2 separate regions of the Homo sapiens genome follow, and region 2 is linked to region 1. A link is a loop called in an ENCODE intact Hi-C map of the cell type or tissue named here. Cell type or tissue: sigmoid colon. All regions are shown on one strand. Each heading gives the region's core, and the rest is flanking DNA. Links, peaks and the distances in the headings are about the cores only. Region 1 has its middle 26 kb from the start of RPL39L. Region 2 holds the start of LINC02043 (long intergenic non-protein coding RNA 2043).

Region 1 (11,253 bases), core at 4,331-6,830:
AAGAAAAGAAAGGCAATCAGACATCACGTGTCTCCTAATATAACGCTGCAGGAACAGTCCAACACTAGCACTGAAATAGTCACATTAAAAAATCCAAATCTGGCTGGGTGCGGTGGCTCACGCCTATAATCCCAGCACTTTGAGAAGCCAAAGTGGGTGTATCACGAGGTCAGAAGTTCGAGAACAGCCTGACCAACATGATGAAACCCTGTCTCTACTAAAAATACAAAATTTAGCTGGGCATGGTGGCGCGTGCCTGTAATCCCAGCTACTCAGGAGCCTGAGGCAGGAGAATCGCTTGAACCCGGGAGGCAGAGGTTGCAGTGAGCCTAGATCGTGCCACTGCACTCCAGCCTGGGTGACAGAGTGAGACTTCCAAAAAAAAAAAAAAAAAAAACATACCTGATCAGGCCTGTAGATAGTCTAGAGGAAATACGAAGTATGAGGAAACGTCTCAGACAAAAACCACAAGAATGTATCACCAAAGTCCAAAATGTGAGCAATTCTACAAGATACATGATTTTTTTTCCAAATAAATAAATGGTAAAGAAGAAGAGGGGGAAGGAGGACTGCTATAAAGTTAAAAAGAATTGAGACGCACAACCCGATGTGATATGTGAACTTTCTGACTGAATCAAATCAACTATAAAAAGGCATGTTTGAGATAACACAGACAACTTAATTATGTACTAAATTAGATGATTTTAAGGAATTCTTTTTGAAGAATTATGAGGAATTATGAAGAATGATTATGAAGAATTTCAAGGAGTTGCATTTGGAAATTTGAAATTTAAAAAAAATTTTAATAGTAAAAACAAAAGCAGAAGGTAAAAGGGAATAAAACTGTAAATAAGATGGATCCAGGACTGGATTTGGGGCATAGATGTATACATGTGTTATAGGAGTACCACAAAACAAGCTCTATGTTTGCAGCTACCAATGTGAGAAGGGAGAGAAAAATAGTGAGAAAGTGCTCAGTACCTACTCAGCAAAAACAAACAAGCTTTTCAGGTAGAGCATCATTCTACTGCTAAGTCCTGAGCAAATCCTCTGCCCTGGATCATCACTTAAAACAAATCCAGGACAGCTTCCCTTTTTAATTTGATTGGCCAAATATTTAAATCCTTTACTCCATACCCCAACCACCTGAACTATATAAGACCAAAAGACCCCTCATCATTTAAGAAACATTTGTTGAACTCTACTATATTTCAGTATGTGTGGTAAGAGTAAAGTATTTATTTACAAAGAAGGCAGACTCTGCTGTCAGTGAACTTAGAGTCTATAGTGATTTGCTGGCATTCATACAACCATCACATCATGCCAAGATAGATAGGTCATGAGAGCGAATAACAAAGATCTCTGGAAGCGGAAGGATTCCTCTTCAAATTCTCAGGACAAGTTAAGGTTTCTTACAGAAACACCATAACTGTGTGTTGTTAGCACAAGATGGGTTTTGCTGGGGGTGACATTCCACATAAACCAAAGGCAGAGGTGGTCTGCACATCCTTCTGGGGTGCTTAGTACATGAGCTCCCCCCTTATCCAAGGTTTTGCTATCCATGGTTTCAGTTACTCATGGTCAACCATGGTTTGAAAATAGGTGAACACAGAGCAATAAGATATTTTGAGAAAGAGAGACCACATTTACATAATTTTTATTACAGTATATCTAATCATTGTTCTATTTTATTATTGTTAATTTCTTACTGTGTGTAAGTTTTGTTTGTTTGTTTGTTTGTTTCATTTTTTGAGATGGAGTCTTGCTCTGTCACCCAGGCTGGAGTGCAGTGGCGCGATCTCGGCTCACTGAAACCTCCACCTCCCAGGTTCAAGCGATTCTCCTGCCTCAGCCTCCTGAGTAGAACTACAGGCATGCACCACCACACCCAGCTAATTTTTGTATTTTTAGTAGAGATGGGGTTTCACCGTGTTGGTCAGGATGGTATCAATCACTTGACCTTGTGATCTGCCCACCTTGGCTTCCCAAAGTGCTGGGATTACAGGCGTAAGCCACCACACTCTGCCCACTCTGTGTAATTTATAAATTATCATATATCATATAATTTATCATAGGTATGTGTGTATAGGAAAAAACGTAGTATATTTAGGTTTCAGTACTATCTGCAGTTTCATGTATCCACTGAGGATCTTGGAATGTATCTCCCATGTATAAGGGGGGACCACAGTACAGAGACAAGCATTAAATTGGTATTTACAATTGACCATCAATCAGAAAAATTATACAAAAATTTCGATAGGCTCCCACAGTGGTAGAGATGTTTATAGGGTTCGAGGACCTTTAATGACTATTCTTCTCCTTCAAGTAAAACTGATAAGTTATTAGTTAGTAAGACAGTAGCAGCGGCTTTAGTTCATTTGGTAGTATTTGTCCAGCTCTTGAGGTGAATGTGGTCTCTGTGATGACTTTTAGAAATGTCAGATTTCTAGTAAGTCAAGTCTATATAGATTATTTTGTTTATGCATACATATATAACATGTGAGTTATTTGATTAAATGCATATATGCCTAAAAAGGTATATCCACATGTAAATATGTATTTATATGTATGTATGTATTACATATAAGCACCTAATTTGTATATACATCCATGGCGTTATTTTTAAAAACTTAATGAGATTGTCTATTCTCAGTGTCTAGAGAATTATTCAATATGAGCTCTGTAGCAACACATAAGTGATAAAGTCTATAATGTAATGGCATCTCTCGAAAGCCAGCCTTGGGCCCTGTCCAGGTAGCTGAAACATTTGGCTGCCCAGTGCTCCGGAGGATTGCTAAAATTAGCTAGAGAGAAAAGAGGCAAATATATCTTAAGGATGGCCGGGAGCTGAGTCTAACTTCACTTCTTTTCCAATAAAGTGACTGTCAAAAACCAAAGATCTGGGCTAAAAAGGGCTTCAGAAAGCCATTTGATTTCAGTTCCAGCTGAAGTGTGAATTTCTTGTACGGCACAAAATTAGTTATCTATTGCTACATAAAAAGTTGTCCTAAAACTTGGCTTAATTCACCCAAAGCAGTTATTATCTCAAAGTTTCTGTGGGTCAGGAATTAACACATGGCTTAACTGAGTCAGTTGTGCTCAGGGTCTCTCATCGGGATGCAGTTAAGATGTTGACCAGGGTCATAATGACCTGAGAGTTTGACTGGAGTCGGAAGATCCATTTCTAAAACAGCTCACTTGCATTGTTGGCTGTTGTTAAGAGGCCTCAGGTTTCTAATCTCATGGGCTTCTTCAAAAAGCTGCTAGAGCGTCCTCCTGACATGAAGACTGGTTTTTCCAGAGGCAATAATCTAAATACCAGGGAGGTAGAAACCACAATGTCTTTTATAACCTAGTACCAGAAGTAACACTGTCATTTCTGCAGTATCTTATTGGTTACATAGTTAATGCTATTCACTAAACAAGGTATGAACACCAGGAGGCAAGGATCCCTGGGTGCCATCTGGGAGTCTGGCACACTCACCCACAGGCCTCCCACTGTTGCTTGAATGCTTACAGTAATGGAACCTCATTCCACAAGGCAGCCTACCTTACCATTAGCCGCTCTGATGGAAATTACTCTCTTGCTTTGGGTTGTGATATGGTTTGCTTGTGTCCCCACCCAAATCTCACCTCGAATTGTAATAATCCCCATGTGTCAAGGGTGAGGCAAGGTGGAGATAATTGAATCGTGGAGGTGGTTTCCCGCATATTATTCTCAAGTAAATGAATAAGTCTCATGAGGTCTGATGGTTTTATAAATGGGAGTTTCCCTGCACGTGCTTTCTTGCCTGCTGCCATGTAAGATGTGCCATTGCTTCTCGTTTGCTTTCCGCCATGATTGTGAGGCCTCCCTAGCCATGTGGAACAGTGAGTCTATTAAACCTCTTTCCTTTAGAAATTACCCAGTCTTGGGTATGTCTTTATTAGCAGTGTGAGAACAGACTAATACAGGTTGTAAATATTATCCCGCCTTTTTAATTCTTCTCTGTATCGGGAGGCTGAGAAAACAATGCTAATCCTTCTGTGAAAAAAAAAAATAGTCCTTCAGATATCTGAAGATGGTAATTCTGTACCTTCTAGTCATCCTACTTCCACATCCTACTCCACCCCATTCTCCAGTTCCTTCACTTCTTTTTGTCTATGTGAGGAGCTTTAAGACAAGACTCCTTATCCCAAAATATTTATTTAAGAATAGGTGAGGGCACATGTCCCCTCCCCAGCTTTTCCTTCACCTGCTGTCCAGCCATTGTGTCAGTGTCCTCACCTCTCCTAAGCAGGTCATCTACCCTGGGGGAGTGCCTACATGCCATCTCATCAGCTACCAGAGCTCAATTTTCAACCAGGAGTTTCATCCTTCTTTAAAAAGGTCAACTGAATCCCATACAAATTTTATGTGGTAACAAGAGAAGGAAAAGAGAGCCCTGGCCCAGTAGGGCTTCTCATCAACTTCATGACCCACACTAACTCCAGTGATCACTAACCTAAGACACAAAGGTCTAAGCAATAAAGAACTCTGTCTTGGGGCAGTCTATATTCTAGGGTGATGGGAATATTTCTGTCTGCAATAATTTTCTATTTTACCATCCTATTTCCCTTTTTGTCACCTAGATTCATTTTTCTGCCCAGCAGTCAGAATGACAGCTTTGAAATATAATTTAAATCATACTGCTCCCCTGCTCAATTCTCCAATGGATTCACATCACTTTCAGAGTAATATCCAATTTTCTCATCATACATACAAGGTCTACCTATCTTTCCATCTCATCTCTTGCCACTTCAGCCTCCCTCACTCTGCTGTTACCATACTGACTTTCTTGCTGTTCTTCAAACATACCAGACTCTTTCCACCTCAACACTTTTGCCCTTGCAGTTTCTTTTACCTACACTCTTCCCTGGACCTTCCCATGTCTTGCTGTTACTTCATTCACAGTTCTGCATGTCACCCTCTGAGTGGTTTCCATAAATCACCCTATTACCCTCTATTTATTTACCATTAGTTCATTTTCATGTTAGTACTTATCACTAACTAGCATTATATTGCAGTAGTTGTTTGCCTATTTGCTTATTGTATTTCTTCAGTTTTGTTTTCTAATGCCAAGAACGGTGTCTGGCACTCAGTAACATCAGGTAAATAAAAGAATGAAACATCCATTAAAATGAATTTTCCTAGCCTGCTTTCTGAGTAGCGCTTGGTATCTGAGTTAGTGATATTATAAAATACATCTTTTTTGGTACCTGAGTACCTGCTAACTGTATCTTGGTAAATCTGTTCCATGCCAAATTTCTTTCTGTTCTGATGATTCAAACCTTAGCAGTCAGACAGAGCTGAACTTGGTCCTGGTAATAAAAGCCTTTCCCTTAGGAGAGCTCTTTGCAACTGAGAGATGTGGTCTCCTAACCCCCGAGGTGTAATTTGAGCAATCAGGCCAGGTGAAACCCGAGCTGGTAAGGAATAAGAAAGGATACAAATGATGATGTTGTTATGGCTGTTCTAAGACACAAGGGGGCAGCAAATCCAGCTCTTTATTTATTTAACGTGGTAAGAATTTTTTTTTTTTTTTCTCAACTTTTATTTTAGATTCATGGGAGATATGTGCAGGTTTGTTACCTGGGTATACTGTTTGATGCTGAGGTTTGGAGTACAAATGATCCCATCATTCAGGTACTGAGCATAGTACCCAATAATTATTCAACCCTTGCCGCTGTCCCTCCCTCCCCGCTCTAGTAGTCCCCACTGGCTATTGTTTCAGCTCTTATTTTTAAAGGTAAAACAGGAATTTTGACAACTATCATTAGTTATCAAAACTGATGGAGATGTTCAACAGATTAGATAAATCTATGGAGATTCAATCGATTAGATAAATCTCAGTATGTCCACACAATGAGTTTCTTCTGGAGGAATGCAGTAATAATTTTAGCTAAAATTTAAACCTTGGCCTAAGTTATAAAAGGACTGATAGGTCAAGGAGTGAGGGCTTAACTGTTACCAGGGAGACAGCCCGTGTGTCCTGTAGGGCCACTGGGAACTTCGTGAGGAGGTGAGCCGCAGGAGAACACGCTTTCTGAGCAGGAAGTGGGGCTTCTGTGGAAATCAGGATTGTCAGACGCTTAATCCTAATTGCCACCCCCTTGGGCCTACACACTGGGGCAGGGAACTTACCAAGTTGTCCATGTCAAAACGTACTTTGGAGCCCTCACTCTTAGCTCTTTTTCCACCCAAACTTTATAAAAACACCAAAAAGTTCAAAAATATTGAGTAATCATCTGTAATACCCCGAACAACAAGGAATAGTGTCATGAATGGACCAGAAACTTAAAAACATTTTTTTCAGGAAACGATCCAGATGGGAAAAGATTGCACAAAGTCTTGACCGACTAGTCACATGTGAAAAGAGGGCCTGAAAGAAAAGTAAATGAATAAACCCCTTCCCAGAACCTGAGAAAACCATCAGAATAGAGCAGAAAGGCTCAGGGTGAGGGCAGGGGTGGGCAGCTGAGGGGATCTGACTGAAGGAAGATGGGATAGAAAGTTGTCCCATTCCAGCAGGTATAGCTAAAAATAAAAATAAAAAAAATAGAAAGTCATGGAAAGCAACAATGTAATCATTGTAAACATAGTTATGAAACAATGTTAGGTTACTATATAATTATTGAGTGATAAAGTATGCTGCAAAAAAATCAATAATCTATATAACTTAATGCTAGACAAGCTTTATTGAGCAACTGCTATGTACGAGCACCATGCTAAGTGCTTGATATGCATTATCTCATTTAATCTTAATATAATTACCTACATGGTAAATTCCATGGTTATAGCCACTTAAAGGATAAAGAAACAAACTCAAAGAGAACTTGACCAAACCCACACAGCACGAAAATGCTACGTAGGCTGGTCTGACTCTGAAGCCCACGCTTTTAATGACTATAGGCAAGCCACACCTTGGCATCTTACTCTGACATCACCATATTCTCGCTGCAGCCCATTGCGACTAAACAAGCCACAACCTCGCCCAGGACTCCTACCTTCCAAGCACCTACAGATTTCTACCTTCAAGTTATGAGCCCAGAAATTCCCTTGGTACTTCATCCCTACTTCATACTACACACCTATTAATTTCATTCTTTCTTTCTTTTTTTAAGAGGGGGTCTCACTCTGTTGCCCAGGTTAGAGTGCAGCGGCATGATCATGGCTGACTGCAGCATCAACCTCCTGGATTCAGGCAACCCTCCCACCTCAGCCTCCCAAGAAGCTGGGACCACAGGTGTGCACCACCATGCCTGCTAATATTTTTTATTATTTTTATAGTGACAAAATACAAAATATTCCCTATGTGGCCCAGGCTGGTCTTGAATTTCTGGGCTCAAGTGGTCCTTCCATTTTAGCCTCTCCAAATGCTGGGATTACAGGCATGAGCCACTGTGCCCGGCCTATTAATTTCATGGATCAGAATTTTCCTACCCAGCAAAGCCTAGGATCTACTGACCAGCTTTAACAAAACCTCCAAGAGACCTCCACTGCTTCTCTCCCCATCTCTAACTGTTAAAGCAAATCCAACTTTCAGGGGCTAGCTCAAAAGCCATCTTTTCCCGGAAGCTTTCCTGATTCTCCCAGAAACAATTTTTCTCTCTCAACTCTGACTCCAGGAGTCACTTGTGGCTTTCCCTTATAGCCTTCATTCATCTAGATAGAGGTGCAGCATCACACAATCCTAGCAGCATGCACAGAGCCTATCAGAGAAAGCACTGGCTATAGGTTCGGGCTCAGCCATAGGTAGATTACTCATATGGTCCCAGAATTTGCCACTGTGCCCATCCTGATGGGCTCACATTAGCAATCATAATTTTTCTGGCTTAATGGATACCTAACCCAAGAAGCAGCTATATCAGGAAGACCACCTCAGCTGAGACATGGGCAATGTGGGATACACAGCACAGGACCTACCCACAACAGGGCCTCCTCTCAGCCTCAGCTAAATATGCATTCGGAATGGAGAATACTCACTGACCACATACATAGTCACTCCCTAGAAGGAGGTATAAGCAAGAGTATTCAGGAATCATTGCAAAGAGAATGCAAGCAGACTCGAATCTTCTTGTTGCCTACATAAGGCCAAGCTAAACGGTTCTTTGAGGCTGCCTGATCAATATTAGAGCTGGGTAACTCAAAGTTCAGAGGCCTGAGAGAGCACGACCATGGCAGCTGCTCCCTCATAAAATTCACCATTACCAGGATTTTTCAAGGGGGTGCCTTTGCACATGTGAGGGAGGAGAGAGGAGGAGTTAAGGGAAAAACAGTTTGCTCCACATGGACTCTGACTTCATGCAGCAAGGAGGCCCCACTCTGGATGCTCCTCAAGATGATCCCTCTCCCTGGGGGTGGGGTCCTGACTTCTTTGGCCTCTCTCAGCATTGTGAGTATGACGGCCAAGGTCATCCCCCTGCAAGCCTGGACCTATTAACACTGCCCAGAGGGGAGCAGCCGAGGGAGAGGCCCCGGAACAGGAAAAATGTCCCAGCTTCATAAACCCACAAGCCCAAAAGAAGGAGGTAGCAGCTACAGGACTTCACTGTTTTTTTGGCTAGGGTGGCTGGAGGAGATGGCAGATCACAGCAGGGGAGAAAGTAAGAAAGGAAAACGGGGAGAGGAAAGTGGATGGAGAGGAAGGAAGAAAATATAATAGTGATAAATGGGCAAAAGGGAAGACGGAAGGAAGGAGGAAAGGAGGGTCAAAAAAAGGAGCACAAATAAGAGGGAATCTTTAGAAAAAATAAAGCAGAGACTCAGAGGGAGAAACAGAGGGAGAAAGAGTAATAAAAAGAAGAAGAGAAGCCAAGGAACAGTCAGAAACAAGAACAATAGGAAGAAATAAAGGGGAGAGAGAGCAAAAAAAAAAAAGAAAGGACAGAACTTCACTGTCCTTCTTGGCCAGGGTGGAAAGAGCAAGGAACAGAAGAGCAAGAAGAAAGCCACTAGGGGAAGCAGAGGTAGGAAGGGCAGGAATGGAGAAAGAAGAAAGCAAGAGACAGAGTCAGAAAGACTGAGAGACAAAGAGAGACTTGGGGAAGGGGGAGGGAGAGTCCTTGAGATAAGTGAGATAGAGTGGAATGAAGAAAGGAGAGAAGAAAAAAGACAGTCTAAGAATACCAGAAAGAACCAAAGGGAGAAAGGAAGAGAAAAGAAAGAGAGAAAAGGGCAGAGAGCATGAAATAGGAGGAGAGAATTCAGAATGTGGAGACAAAAGGCCAGGGAGAAACAGGAAGCTAGAGAAACAGAAGCACAGAGGGAGAATTTGAAAGGGAAAATTTCTTCCCTTAACTCTCTACCTACACACCTGGACATTATCCCCTCCCAAGGGACCTCTTAGGAGTCAGTTGCCTTGATGAACTAAAGGGGCTTGAAAAAGTGTAGATAACAGGAGTGGGTGTTAAGGAGAAGAAGGAAGCGGAATGGGAATAACAAACAGAAAAAAGAGAAGAGCAAATGAGAAAGGGTTGGGTTAGAAACAAGATGCAGGGGCTTTGTCCACCCGCTGTCTAATTGCGACCCTGTCTGAGCCTCACTTTTCTCATCCATTAAATGAAATGCTTACTTTACTAATTTTTTAGGACAATTAAACTCAAGAATGTACATAAAGCACCTGAAATGCCACACTCTCTTAATGATTCTTTTTATTTTGTGGGTTGTAGTTCTGATGCCAACAATGAACTAGGTTACAGGAAAACAGGATCTCATCTTACTCACCTTTATATACCCATCACCTAATACACACCCTGTTACATAGATACAGCTAATGTGTGTCAAATGAATTGAAAAAAGACAGAGAAGGGAAGATACAGAACTCTTAGAAACAAAGAAGAAAAGAGAAATGGAGATAAGGGAGACAAAGAAGAAAAGAAATTTTTTTTTTTAATGGAGGAAGAGGAATAATGTAGAAGAAAGAGAAAAAAGAAGCAAGGAACTTTGCTTTGGTGACAACCAGGCAGCTCAGTACAGAGCTCCCACTCACAGTGAAATCTGTAGTTCTATGGATCTCACCCTGATATAAAGCTGCCAGACTGACAGCAAAGCCACCTTTGCAAAATTATGACTGAGACAGTGAAAGAGATCTAACTTAACTGATTCGACTCCATCTTGCTTCTAACCTCCAAGCTGTCCTTGTTCATTCTTGGCTGTAGGCTGAACTAACTTTGAGAGAAACTTCGTTTATAATTTGTAGTTTAAAACAAAAATGATAACAGCTCTTTCCCAAAGCAGATCTCCTTCTTGCCTGGGGACCAGACTGCCTTTGTAGGACTAACATTAATCACAAGATTAGAAATTATGGTTTGGGAGTCATGCAGCTGGAGGCTACAAGATTCTGACCCTCCCTAAAGTGCTCCTAAGGTCAGTGCTTGAGATATTTTGCAGACCCTGCACGTGGTGGATCAGCTGGCCCCACCCTGATCAATAAACTGGCTCATCCAATCTTGTGGCCCCCATCAAGGAACTGACTCAGTGCAAGAAGACAGTTTCGACTGCCTATTATTTCATCCCTGACCAATCAGCTCTCCTGGCTCACTGGCTTCCCCTTACCTCCCAAGTTGTCCTTAAAAACTCTCCTCCCTGAATGTTCTAGGAGACTGATTTGAGTAATAATAAAAATCCAGTCTCCCACACAGCTGGCTCTGTGTGAATTACTCTTTCTCTATGGCAATTCCGCTGTCTTGAGAAATTGGCTCTGTCTAGGCAGCAGGCAAAGTGAACCCCTTGGGTAGTTACAACATGTCTGCCTGAGACCTGGATCTGCCGTAAGTGCCAAGGCAGGAGGCAACCCTGAGGAGGGTCACAGGGATGTGTGGAGGATTGAAGAGTAGCTCACAACCGTCTGTCACCTTTTGGGATGAAATTAAAACAAAACCCTCTGCCTAGCCTGACTTCTTCAAGCTCCATCTCATTTGAGCACCTATTCCCAGGCAGTAAGCTCTGTTTGTCAGAGCCACGCCATCATCCTGCTGAGCACTAGAGAGCTCAGCCCATGGCCACCTTTAGCAGAAGGTGAAGTTACGAAGTTAGTGAGGGCTCAGGAACCATCCCACCAAACAGAGAAGTTTGCCCCAAACTACAGAAGAACTAGACGGGATTGATTAATGAATGAATCAGCCAAACACTCCCCTTAACTCTTTGCCTACACACCTGGACATTATCCTCTCCCAGGTGACCTCTAAGGAGTCAGTTGCCTTGATGAACTAAAAATGGGGGCCTGGTATCAG
Region 2 (11,253 bases), core at 5,121-7,620, 340 kb after region 1:
AAGCCAATCTTTGGTGAGTGTTCTTTCATGGTGACATATTCTAGTTCCAATCGGGTAAAAGATACTTGGAAGGGAAGGAGTCTTTCTGGTTGGCTTTAAAGTGTATGTAGTAGTCTTTGATTGCTTCACAATCTATTGGTACATAAGGTGGGGGCTTTCCAGGCTGCATGACAACTGAAAGACAATCTGGTTCTCAGCTTTGGAGTCTTGCATAAGCAATTCCTTCTTCAAGAGGGAATTAAAGGGAAATCTAGCTATATATATATATATATATATATATATATATATATATATATATATATTCTTAGTTAGTGGACTCAACACCCTCCTTTTTAATGTATATTTATCTTTTTGGTTCTATTTTTTAAATGACTTTTTCATATACCCATTTTTCAAATGCATTGGGATCTCTTTCAGGATTCTCTACTCTGTTCATTATATGTGTTAATCCCTCACCAAGAATATGTATGTTCTTGGCAAATGAAAGGAACATCATGCAAAGCTATCAGATAATTTGGGATAGCTTTACAAAGCTATCTGAACGTTTATCCATTAATAAAGCTTGATACTAGAGTAAATATATAATTAGGGGATTCTGTTTTGTAGGACTTTCCACTCTCATATTGACATAGAGCCTGGCACACAGGAGGACTCCATATATGTTGGCTGAACACAGTCAGTCAGTCCTCACTTAATGTCATCAATAGGTTCTTGGAAACTTGGACTTCAAGCAAAATTATGTAAGCAGGTCCTCAAATAACGTTACTCAGTTACAACATTGATGAGAAATTTCAAAATTGATTTCATTATACATGATTTCACTTAAAATTGCAGTTTCCAAGAACCTGCTGATAACATTAAGTGAGGACTTACTGTACAGAAATACTAGTGTGGTAATGGGAACTCTGGACTAGGAGTTGGAAGACCTGGCTTCTAGCCCCTGCTCTGTTGCAGGCTGGTGGGACAACTATGATACACATTAACAGACTTGTAGCTGTCAGAAATAATGTAGAAATGGCCTCCCCATTAGGGACCACAATTCCTACCCCTCCTTGAAGGGAGGAGTGACCACATGATTAAGTTTTCACTAATGGAATGTGAGAGAAAGTGATGTGTGCCACTTGCAGGTTGAGTCTTAAAATATTGCACATGTAATCCTCAGTCCCCTTCCCCTATCTGTGACCACAGATACGACTGTAAGTCAGTTTTGACCATGCAGATAAAGACATTGTTCTAGGGCATGATGGAAAACCCAGATAGAAGAATCTTGGGGACCTTGAATAACTGTGTGGAGCAAGCGGTCTTCCTACTGAATTCAAAGAGTCTGGGAAATGATGGGGTTAGCAAAAGTATGCAGATTTCCTTCCTATAGAATTTCTTTGAGCCTGGATAAATTTTTTTTTTCCTATAGAACAACTTGAGGGAGAAAACTGCTGATCTCTTGTATTCTCTTGCTTGTTCTGAAAAACTCTGGAAATGCTGATTTGGATGATTTCTACTTCCTTTAAATATTGCATACTGCACAGCTAGTGTTTAGTTTGTATTCACAACACCACCAAATGTGCAGAATCAAAGGTGCCTTTAATCCCACCATTCCATCCAAAGCATGTTACCTGAGTCCCTTTGGGGGACAATAGCAAAATTATAACACTATAGAGGACATGAAGAATTTTTCCAAAAGTTTTAGGAGACTATAATCTCATTGTTCTGTATTCTTTCTCATCTAAACAAGTGAAAAGATGACCAAAGTTTTACCCACAGAAGAGTCATTCGTTTATTTTCTTACTTTCAAGGGACTTTAAGAATGTACCACAACAACAATCCATTTCACAACTATTTCCTGAGCAGCTACAGTGAACAAGGACCTGAAGAAGAAGACACAATATCCACTGGACTGGAATGGAAAGACAGACTAGACAGAGTAGATATGCTCCACAGCACCTGGGACAGCACCCCAGAAACATCCAGCAATGACTGGTATTGGAATGGCTCCTCTGGTCACCCACCTGCCATGTAAGATTTGCAGAGGGTTCCTCCTGTGAAGCGTGGGAGGTTTGGGCACTTCGCAACCTGCCAGCACCATCCAGTATGGACATTTTCATAGATCCAGAAAAGGGCTGAGGTCCAAAAGATTGAGAGTGCTTCGGGCTGTGTTTCCATAGTGAGTGGCTGGCTATTCAGTGGTCAAATGCGTTTGAGAGGAACCAAGTGATGTGCTTCCCAAGGCAAGTGTCCAGAACCCAGGAGACTCCTCTGTTCAGCAATGGCATGAAACATCTGAGGTTCTTACATATTCTCGCACAGAAATGGATTCCCATAGAGAAACGGATATATTGTTATAGGATAATCAGAGATGCTGTTGTAGCCCATTTGAGCTGCTATAAGAAAATACCATGAACTGGGTGGCTTATAAACAACAGAAACTGGCCGGACGCACTGGCTCATGCCTGTAATTCCAGCACTTTGGGAGGCCGAGACGGGTGGACTACTTGAGGTCAGGAGTTCAAGACCAGCCTGGCCAACATGGTGAAACCCCCTCTCTACTAAAAATACAAAAATTAGCCTGGCGTGGCGGCGCGCACCTGTAATCCCAGCTAATTGGGAAACTGAGGCATGAGAATCACTTGAACCCAGGAGTCAGAGGTTGTAGTGAGCCGAGATCACACCACTGCACTCCAGCCTGGGCAATAGAGCGAGACTCAGTCTCAGAAAAACAACAACAACAACAGAAACTTATTGCTTACAGTTCTGGAGGCTGGGAAGTCCAAGATCAAGACACCAGTAGCGAAGGCCTTCTTTCCGGTCCATAGGTGGTGCTTCCTCACTGTGCCCTTACACAGTGGAAGGGGCAAGGAAGTCTCTCCTCCTTTATAAGGATAATAATCCCATTCATGAAGGCTCTGCCCTCATGACCCGATCGCCTCCCTATGTCCCCACCTTCTAACACCATCATCACCCTGGGGGTTAGGATTTCAACAAGTGAATTTGGCGGGGACATAAACATTTAGACCATAGCAGAGGCTAAAGCAGAGAAGTCTGCTGAAGAACTTTTTAATGCATTGTAATGCGTTCAGTGTGTTAAGTTAGTCACATACACACACACACACAGACACACACACCCCAAGACGGAATGCATAGGTGTGTATTATTAAAAGTGTGAAAATACACCACCGCAGATTGTGTAGGACCATTTTTTTTTTTGGACCTGGTAGACATGTCCATTGCTGTTAGTGCAGCAAAGGGCTCTGTGTGCTTTTAAAAATTCCAGTCTGTTACATTCACAAACCTGGGTTGGATCTACAGCAGGTTCCCCCTTTGGGAAAGGCATCCTCATGACCTTACAATGGTTGCTGAATATAGTTGGAGGCAGTCATGGTTGGTGATGCCCGGAGCCCACTCCTCACCATGCTGGTCTGCAGAACTTATGCAGCCATTCCCACAAGCTGGTCTCCTCTGCTCTGCTCTTCTCCACCTCCTTTTTCAGCTGAAGTCTCCTGTGTTTCACAGCTTGCTGGTATCAACCCTCCTTCATCTCTACATATGTTTAAGAAGCAGGAGTGAAAAGGCGAAGGAAGGAGGGACTCATCTTCAATAGACAAATGAAAATAAGGGTGGGAGAAGGAGAAAGTTGGGAAGGCGCTTAAGATATCCAGAAATGTCAACTGTGTTAGGAGAAACATGGGACTCCTGAGGTTGCTCCCTACTATCTTGCAGACTTGCTGCAGGAACAAATGAGGCAGGATGTGTCAAGCACCAGGGTCAGCCCTTAAGCTTAGTGCCTTTCTGAACCCTGCAACCCTGCAGCCCCCATCAACTCGTCCTACCTGCCATGCACAGCTCCTCCGTGCCCCTGTACCTGAGCTCATGCTATTCCCTCCGCCAGGGTGCCCTTCTCATCCTCCACCAGGAGAAGACACTTGCCTGTAAGACCCAGTTCCAGTGTCACCCCTTCCTGACTGTATCAGGAAGAGTCAGTGATGGTGTTCTGTGCTCCCAGAGAATTTGCCACATCGTGTTGTGATTCTGTTTCCACATCTGTCTCCCCCACTGGACTGAATGCTTCACTCATCTTCATACCTCCCTGGTCTCTACCTGGTGCCAGACCCGTCCTCAGGGAAGGAGAGTGCTCAGGAAATAGGTATTGAATAAAGGGAATGTGTACATACATACATACGTACATACATATGTACATACATATGTAAACTTTCTGATGGTCAAATGGAAAAATGTGGGCTGAAGGATAATACAGGTAGAAGAACCTAAGATTACAGATTATTGATTTGGGAGGAACTTTATTTTATTATGCAAACAGTCTACAACTTCAAAACATGAAAGGCACTGTGTTGTTAGGAAGGGCAGTGGGAGAGGGTGGCCCCACAAAACAGCATAAAGTTCTAAAGAATTTGAAAGAGGAACACTCTGCAGGACACTGTTCCAAGGACCCCTCCCTAAGAGTCTGTCCCTTATTGGGAGGAACTTTATTTTATTGTGCAAACAATTAAAAAAACAGTTTACAACTTCAAAGCAAGAAAGGCACTGTGTTGTTAGGAAGGGCAGTGGGAGAGGGTGGCCCCACAAAACAGCGTAAAGTTCTAAAGAATTTGAAAGAGGAACGCTCTGCAGGATACTGTCCCAAGGACCCCTCCCTAAGAGTCTGTCCCTTATTGGGAGGAACTTTATTTTATTGTGCAAACAATTAAAAAAACAGTTTACAACTTCAAAGCAAGAAAGGCACTGTGTTGTTAGGAAAGGGAGTGGGACAGGGTGGCCCCACAAAACAGCGTAAAATTCTAAAGAATTTGAAAGAGGAACGCTCTGCAGGATACTGTTCCAAGGACCCCTCCCTAAGAGTCTGTTCCTTAGGCTCTGCCCGTTTTTGGCCACTTTGTCAAAGGGCTTCTTTGTGAACAAAGTGAGACATGTTATTTTTGTTTTCTTAAATTCTAAAGTGATCCTCTCAAGTCTCCTGGGAGAGACTCCTGTGAGGTGTTCGTGACCCACTCCATTCCAGAAACAAGACCAGGAGACTGAAGATTCTGCCAGATCCCACATGTAGTGAAAAAATGAAATCACCCCTAACCATTCCAAAACTGACTGAATCCTAACGGAGCTCTACGTAACTCCAAAGCAAGTGTGCTGGGATGGTCCTCAGCTTTTACATCCCCCTGCCCCCCACCCCCACCCCCGCCCCTGCTCTGTGGTGCAGGGTCACGATGGGCTCCTTCCTGTGCTCCTGGGTTCCTGTCAGCGTTCTAGCAACAGGTCTCCACTCTGAGAATGACAGGTGGTGTCAGTAGCAGCAGTTGGTTCCAGCTTGTCATTTTCCCAGCACTCCCATAACCAGCCTGATGATGCCCATTCAGAGACACCAGCACGAGCTGGCCATGTCCCCTCCCGAGTTCTGCATCCAGCTCCCAGACCCCAGGCTCTGAGCAGTGTCTCCTCCGCAAAGAACAACCCCAGCCCTGGGGCCATCTTCAGACTTCTGAGTTTTGATCATTCCAACTTCTTTTTGTTCCCTTAGCTCTTGAGGTAGTAGCTGCTTCTTGCAGTTGAAATCTCCATGATATCTCAATATCATCCTTTTTTTTTTTTTTTTTGCCTTTTTAGTTCTCCAATAGTTGTGTGACAATTCCTTATATTAAATTTTCTGTTAAAATAATTGGTGTGGGGTCTATTTCAGTGATTGGACCCTGACTGACAGCAATGTTAAACCTAAGAAATTCTGAAAGTAAATACACCTTAAAACTAAGTAAGTAAAAATTAAAAACAGAAAAGTTAATTTGCAACTTATGAAAAGAAAACATGACAAGTCTGAAGATAACTAAAAAACTAAACAGATGCAAACCTCTGACGAAAATTCTGAAAATCGGCAGGCCGCAGTGGCTCACACCTGTAATCCCAGCACTTTGGGAGGCCGAGGCGGGCGGATTACCTGAGGTCAGGAGTTCGATACCAGCCTGACCAAGATGGTGAAACCCCCATCTATACTAAAAATACAAAAATCAGCCGGGCGTGGTGCCACATGCCTGTAATCCCAGCTTCTCGGGAGGCTGAGGCAGGAGAATTGCAGGAACCTGTGAGGCGGAGGATGCAGTGAGCAGAGATTGCGCCATCGCACTCCAGCCCGGGTAACTGGAAAACTAATTTTTAAACTAACAAATCCAAACGTAAATCTCTCAGCAGTTACCTTGGAACCACCCCCTCTGAATTAACCTGTCAGGTGCTAAGTGGCTTGCACACCCGGTCCACTGCCAGGCTGGGCAGCCGGCGCTGGCGGGTGGGAGCAGCCCCGAGCCAGCTCCGGCTCCTCCTAGGCTCGGCCGAGCCTTAGGAGGCGTGGCCTCCGCGAGCGTCTGCCTCCGCCCGCCGCGCTCGCGCAGGCGCACTAGGGGTCCCCGTCCCGCGAGGTCCTTCGCCGGGCGGCGGGAGCTAGACGAGCACGCAGGGCACCCCTCGGGCTCCCGGGAGGCGGCCCTGGGCGTCCCCTTTCTGCCGCCGCCGCGGCCCCGGCTGCTTTCTGCGTAGCTGGGCAGGGCCCGGGCCCCCACATCGCCTCTCTCGGGAATGCGGGCGCTCTGGAGCCGGGGAGCCGGGGCGACCGCAGGGAGGGCAGCTCTCCGGGGTGGAGGTCCTCGGGCGCCGCGCCCTCGCCTGGAAACCAGCCGTCGCCCCCGCAGGAGTCAGCCGGCGTGGACGCCCCAGCACGCTCCTTCTTGGTGCTGCCGGTCGCCCTGCAATTCCGAGAAGAAAGTCAGAGACGCCGTGGCCCACAGAGGCGCTTAGTTTTCCTCGCTCACACTCACGTTGCTTCCTCATCGCGTTCTTCTTTTTCTCCCTGGGTGCTTTCTCTCCTCTCCAGGAAAGCGGATTTGGAGGAACAGGTTTCGTGACTGTCATCCAACTGGAAAAGGCCCCGCGAGCTGGAAGGGGGGGCGGGGGGGGGGACGGGTGCACCCTCAGAGTTATTGCTGGAGGCTGTGGCCAGGCCGGGCAATGTGGTGACTTCCGCTGGCAGGCTGAGGCCCACCCCAGCCCTCCCACCTGGGCCACGGGGCTCTCAGCGGGAGCCCCAGTTATGACCGGACACCAGCGCACCGCCAAGGAGACAGCCACGTGGGGACATGCCGGGCTAGCAGGGTCAGAGCCACTTTGAGGACTAGTGACCTCGGTTCCCTGGCTTAACCAGGTCCTTATGGGTGAGAATCCTGAAGAGGGGGAGAGGGATGGAGGCGAGGGACAGTAGGCAGGAGGAGCTGATGAATAGGAAGGAGGAAGAAGATGAAATAAACAAGAAAGAAAGAAATTACGTTCAGAGCGCTGCTCACCTTTTCCATGTCTTCTGCACCTTCATAGCCTTCAAAGGTGTCCATGGAGCTAAACTCCCTGCTGGAGCAGCCTTGGGGAAAGAAAGGAAAGGATGGGGCCTCTCTGGGGTGGGAGGACAGCCCCTCTGCCCATGGCAGGGTGTAGCAGGCAGTGCCTGTTGCAGGCGGGGTCCTCCCCATCTCTAACTCCTGCTCTCCCAGGGCCTGCACTCCGCTGGGCTGTGAAGGGAGTCTGATTTTTTCAGGCTCTTTCCAGCGCTGAAATGCCTTAATTCACTGAGAAGAAGCGTCCACATGCTTTTCATGGCCCTACCTCCCTGTTCGTCCAAGAAAACAGTCGTCTTTTTTGCTTGCCTGTCTTCTAACCATGCCTCCGTCCCTTCTTCCTCCCCTGTCTATTTCCCACCCTCCTCCCCTTCTTGCCTCCTTTTCTTTCCCGTAATTAATGTCCATTTCCCATCTCCCTGGCAGCCTCTGCCAAGTGTCACTGCTCCCCATAAGGGAAAATAAGAGGAACAAGCAAGTGCATCCATCCCTGCCTCTCTCCGCAGTGAACTGATAAACCCATCAGTCTTGCCCGTGGTGCACCTGTTACATCCCCGGGAGGTGTTGGACACTGTGGGGAACAGCAGCCACCGCCAAATACTCAGCAACTGCCCTGTGCCTGGTGGGATGGTAGGCGTTTGTCAAAGTTTAAGCCTCACAACCCTGTAAGGGTCTCAGCCCCCTTTACAGTTGGGGAAACAGACAGCAATGGTCACTTGGCCAAGTCCTCTTGGCCTGTGGCAGGGCAGCTGGCTTCTCCAGCCCTGCTGCTCTTTACCCTCGCTCTGAGTGAGATGCGGTTTCTGCGCCACACGGCTCACAAGCCAGGGTAGGGAGCCGAGCATCTGCATAAAGCTCCCAGCACAGGGCAGCCCCAGACTGAGGCTCGGCTGAGTAATCCACGCGGCGGGAGCCGTGCTAGGAAAGTGTCTGCTCAGGCGAGAATTCAGGGAGGTTTGGGCAGGCCTTGAGGGGCGGACAGGACTGGAGAGGGAGGGCCTTCTGGGCAGAGGCATGGCGGGAGGGCTGTAGGCGGCAGTGGAGGGAGCTGCAGTTATCTGGGTGAGCAGGCAGCGGACAAGTGACGTCTCCCGGCCTGCTGCCCCAGGCCCCCCACAAGCCGCGTTCTGGGGCCGTGGCCTCCCCAGAGCAGATCAGTGGGGGCTGTGTGAGCAACACTGGGGGCAGCTGGGCAGCGCCTCCCTGGAGGCCCCTCTGAAATCCCGCCGGATGCTGGCAGGCTCCAAGGGGGCTGGACACCATCTTCTCAGGTTGAAGCAAGTCCTGGTTGAGTTCCTAGTCCAGGAGGTGGGATGGGTGAGGGGTGGAGGGCAGAGGAGAAACTGCGTCAGGGATGTGTCCGCCACCTTCATCCTCCAGACGGGACTTGGGAGCGGCTGCAGGAAACCCTGAGAGATTCCTCTTTAGGGAAGTCATCCAGCCCTGGGGTCCCCTTATGCCGGGAGCAGTGAGGACAGAAGAATGACCATCTATCTTGCTGAAAGCTCTGTGAGGGAGGAACGGAAGAACGGAGGGAGCTACGACCTTGACCATCCCCTGAGTGTCCATGGCCTCTGTGCTCCGGATGATGCCGGGGCTGCCAGGGACCACAGAGCCACCCACTGGGAGGCTGGGGGTTGGCCTGGCTCAGGGGCGTTCGTCAGCCATAGACACCCACAGCATGTGGTGGGCAGGGCTGGGAGGTGACACAGGAACTGAAAAACCTGAGAAGCTCCAGCCACTCCGCAGGGTAAGTGCCACCTGGGGTAAAATGATTAGCTGGTTCCAGCCCCTCCGCAGGGTAAGTGGCACCTGGGGTAAAATGACTGCCTGGAGCTGGCAGCTGCTTTCTCTGCTCTCCCCAGGGCCCTGCAGGGAAGCGTGGAAAGGCGGCACAGGGCTGGACCCAGAGGAGCTCTCAGATGCTGGACTGGACTGTTTCAGGGGTCATCTAGCCCATTCCCCGCCTCCAGGCGAGGATTTGCTTGAGCCTGGAAAGATGAAGGATCCTCCCAGTGCCGTCAAGCCCCGGATTCCACCTCCCTGTAGGTGGACTGCCAGCGCAGGCCCTGACAACGCAGAGAAAGACACAGGACCCAGCTGGGCCAGTGACAGCAGGAGCTCCTGGTGCCACAGGTGAGGGTGGGGACGCCTGGAGCACCATGGGGGTCCTGGTTTAGTCTACAGCAGGGTCTTAAAATAGGATGTAAGTGTTACATCTTGACACAGTGTACACATGCTGACACATATTAAAACAAATTTTACACAGCAGTATTATCCTGAGTATGAGTGACGCCTTTTAAGGAGTTTATATTCTATTAATTCCCTTTTTAAAATGCTGGTCCACATCCACTGAATTGATTTTATGACCTACTAATAATGTGTTATAACCCACAATTAGAAAGGCACCGTTCTAGGGCAGGGCAGAGGGAGACAGAAAAGAAAGAGAAGCAGAAAGGAAATAATAAGGACAAAGGGAAGGAAGAACAAAGTGAGGTCAGAGTGGAGGAGGGTGTTTTGTGGGAGGTCACACAAATGCCTGCCATGATGTCCCTTCAGCCCTCTCCTAACACAAACCACATCCCACTCTGTGTCTGCCCTTAAGTCTTTTCCATTGGACCCTGGGTTTATATTTTATTAATATAAAAGAATATATTTTTGGTGGAAGGGATATATAATAGAATATATATAATATATAGAGATAAGATAAATAGAATATATATAATATATAGAGATAAGATATATATAATAGAATATATAATATGTATAGATAAGATACATATAATAGAATATATATAATATATATAGATAAGATATATATAATAGAATATATGTTTGGTGGAAGGGCTATCTTTTTCACCTCTGTAAACCCACAGCTTCTAGCAGAAGAATTAGAATCAGGCAAAAAGCTTAGAGAACACCCCACCCCTAAGTCAAAAAAATTCTCATTTTGCAGGAATGGAAACTGTGACTCATAATAGCCAGCTAGTCAATGATTATTCCCCCCAGTCCCTGGCGCATCAAGATTTGCTGGTAGGTGGTCATAAGCATCATTTTTTTATTTCTAAAGTGAAGACAATGATATCTACTTTGGAGATTTAGTGGAAGGATTAGCAAAATGTACATCAAGAACAGTGTCTGGCCAAGGCAGGGTGTCTCACGCTTGTAATCCCAGCACTTTGGGAGGCTGAGATGGGTGGATCACCTGAGGTTAGGAGTTCGAGACCAGCCTGGCCAACATGGTGAAACCCTGTCTGCACTAAAAAAAAATACAAAAATTAGCTTGGCATGGTGGCGGGCACCTATAAACCTAGCTACTTGGGAGGCTGAGACAGGAGAATCGCTTGGACCTGGGAGGTAGAGGTTGCAGTGTGTCGAGATTGTGCCATTGCACTCCAGCCTGGGGGATAGAGCGAGACTCCATCTCAAAAAAAAAAAAAAAGAACAGTGTCTAGTACACCATAGAAACTCAATAAATAACATTTGCTAGTAATACGAGTAATAACCAGCCAGATGTGTTGGCTCACACCTGTAATCCCAACACTTTGGGAGGTCAAGGCAAGAGGATCTCTTGAGCCCAGGAGTTTGAGACCAGCCTGGGCAACATAGGGAGACCCCGTCTCTAAAAAAAACTTTAAAAATTAGCCGGGTGTGGTGGCCTGTGCTGTAATCCCAGCACATTGGGAGGCCGAGGCAGGAGGATTGCTTGAGTCTGGGAGGTCAAGGCTGCAGTGAGCCGAAATCATGTCATCGCGCTCAGCCTGGGCGACAGAGCAAGACCCTGTTTCAAAAAAAGAGTAACAGCCTCAGAATAGCACCAGTCACTTCAGGTATGCTACTGTTACTAACTTTTCAGGGAGTTTTGGCTGCAGATGTCTTC

What was found. Peaks named below come from ENCODE experiments on the same cell type or tissue, not always from the same donor. Only the 100,000 strongest peaks of a DNase experiment are listed, where the experiment ranks them.
Region 2: it touches region 1 in a loop (4-fold over the local background); 2 of 110 quality-filtered maps call a loop at or near these places.

The regions. Positions count from the first base shown.
Region 1 is chr3:187,159,508-187,170,760 of GRCh38, reverse strand. No RefSeq gene overlaps it. Among named protein-coding and RNA genes, the nearest start is that of RPL39L, 26 kb to the right of the region's middle. In sigmoid colon, for the core only: a CTCF peak has its summit at 5,512 (motif pointing right); no DNase peak of the experiment used is centred there.
Region 2 is chr3:186,822,698-186,833,950 of GRCh38, reverse strand. LINC02043 (long intergenic non-protein coding RNA 2043) reads left to right here and starts at 8,430. Exons shown (of 4, transcript NR_125409.1): 1 at 8,430-8,644; 2 at 9,239-9,509; 3 at 10,330-10,406. It also overlaps the pseudogene MCF2L2P1. RefSeq lists a silencer at 6,358-6,597. In sigmoid colon, for the core only: no CTCF peak of the experiment used is centred there; DNase peaks (open chromatin) are centred at 6,096, 6,380 and 6,704; H3K4me3 peaks cover 1,404 bases; H3K27me3 peaks cover 1,317 bases.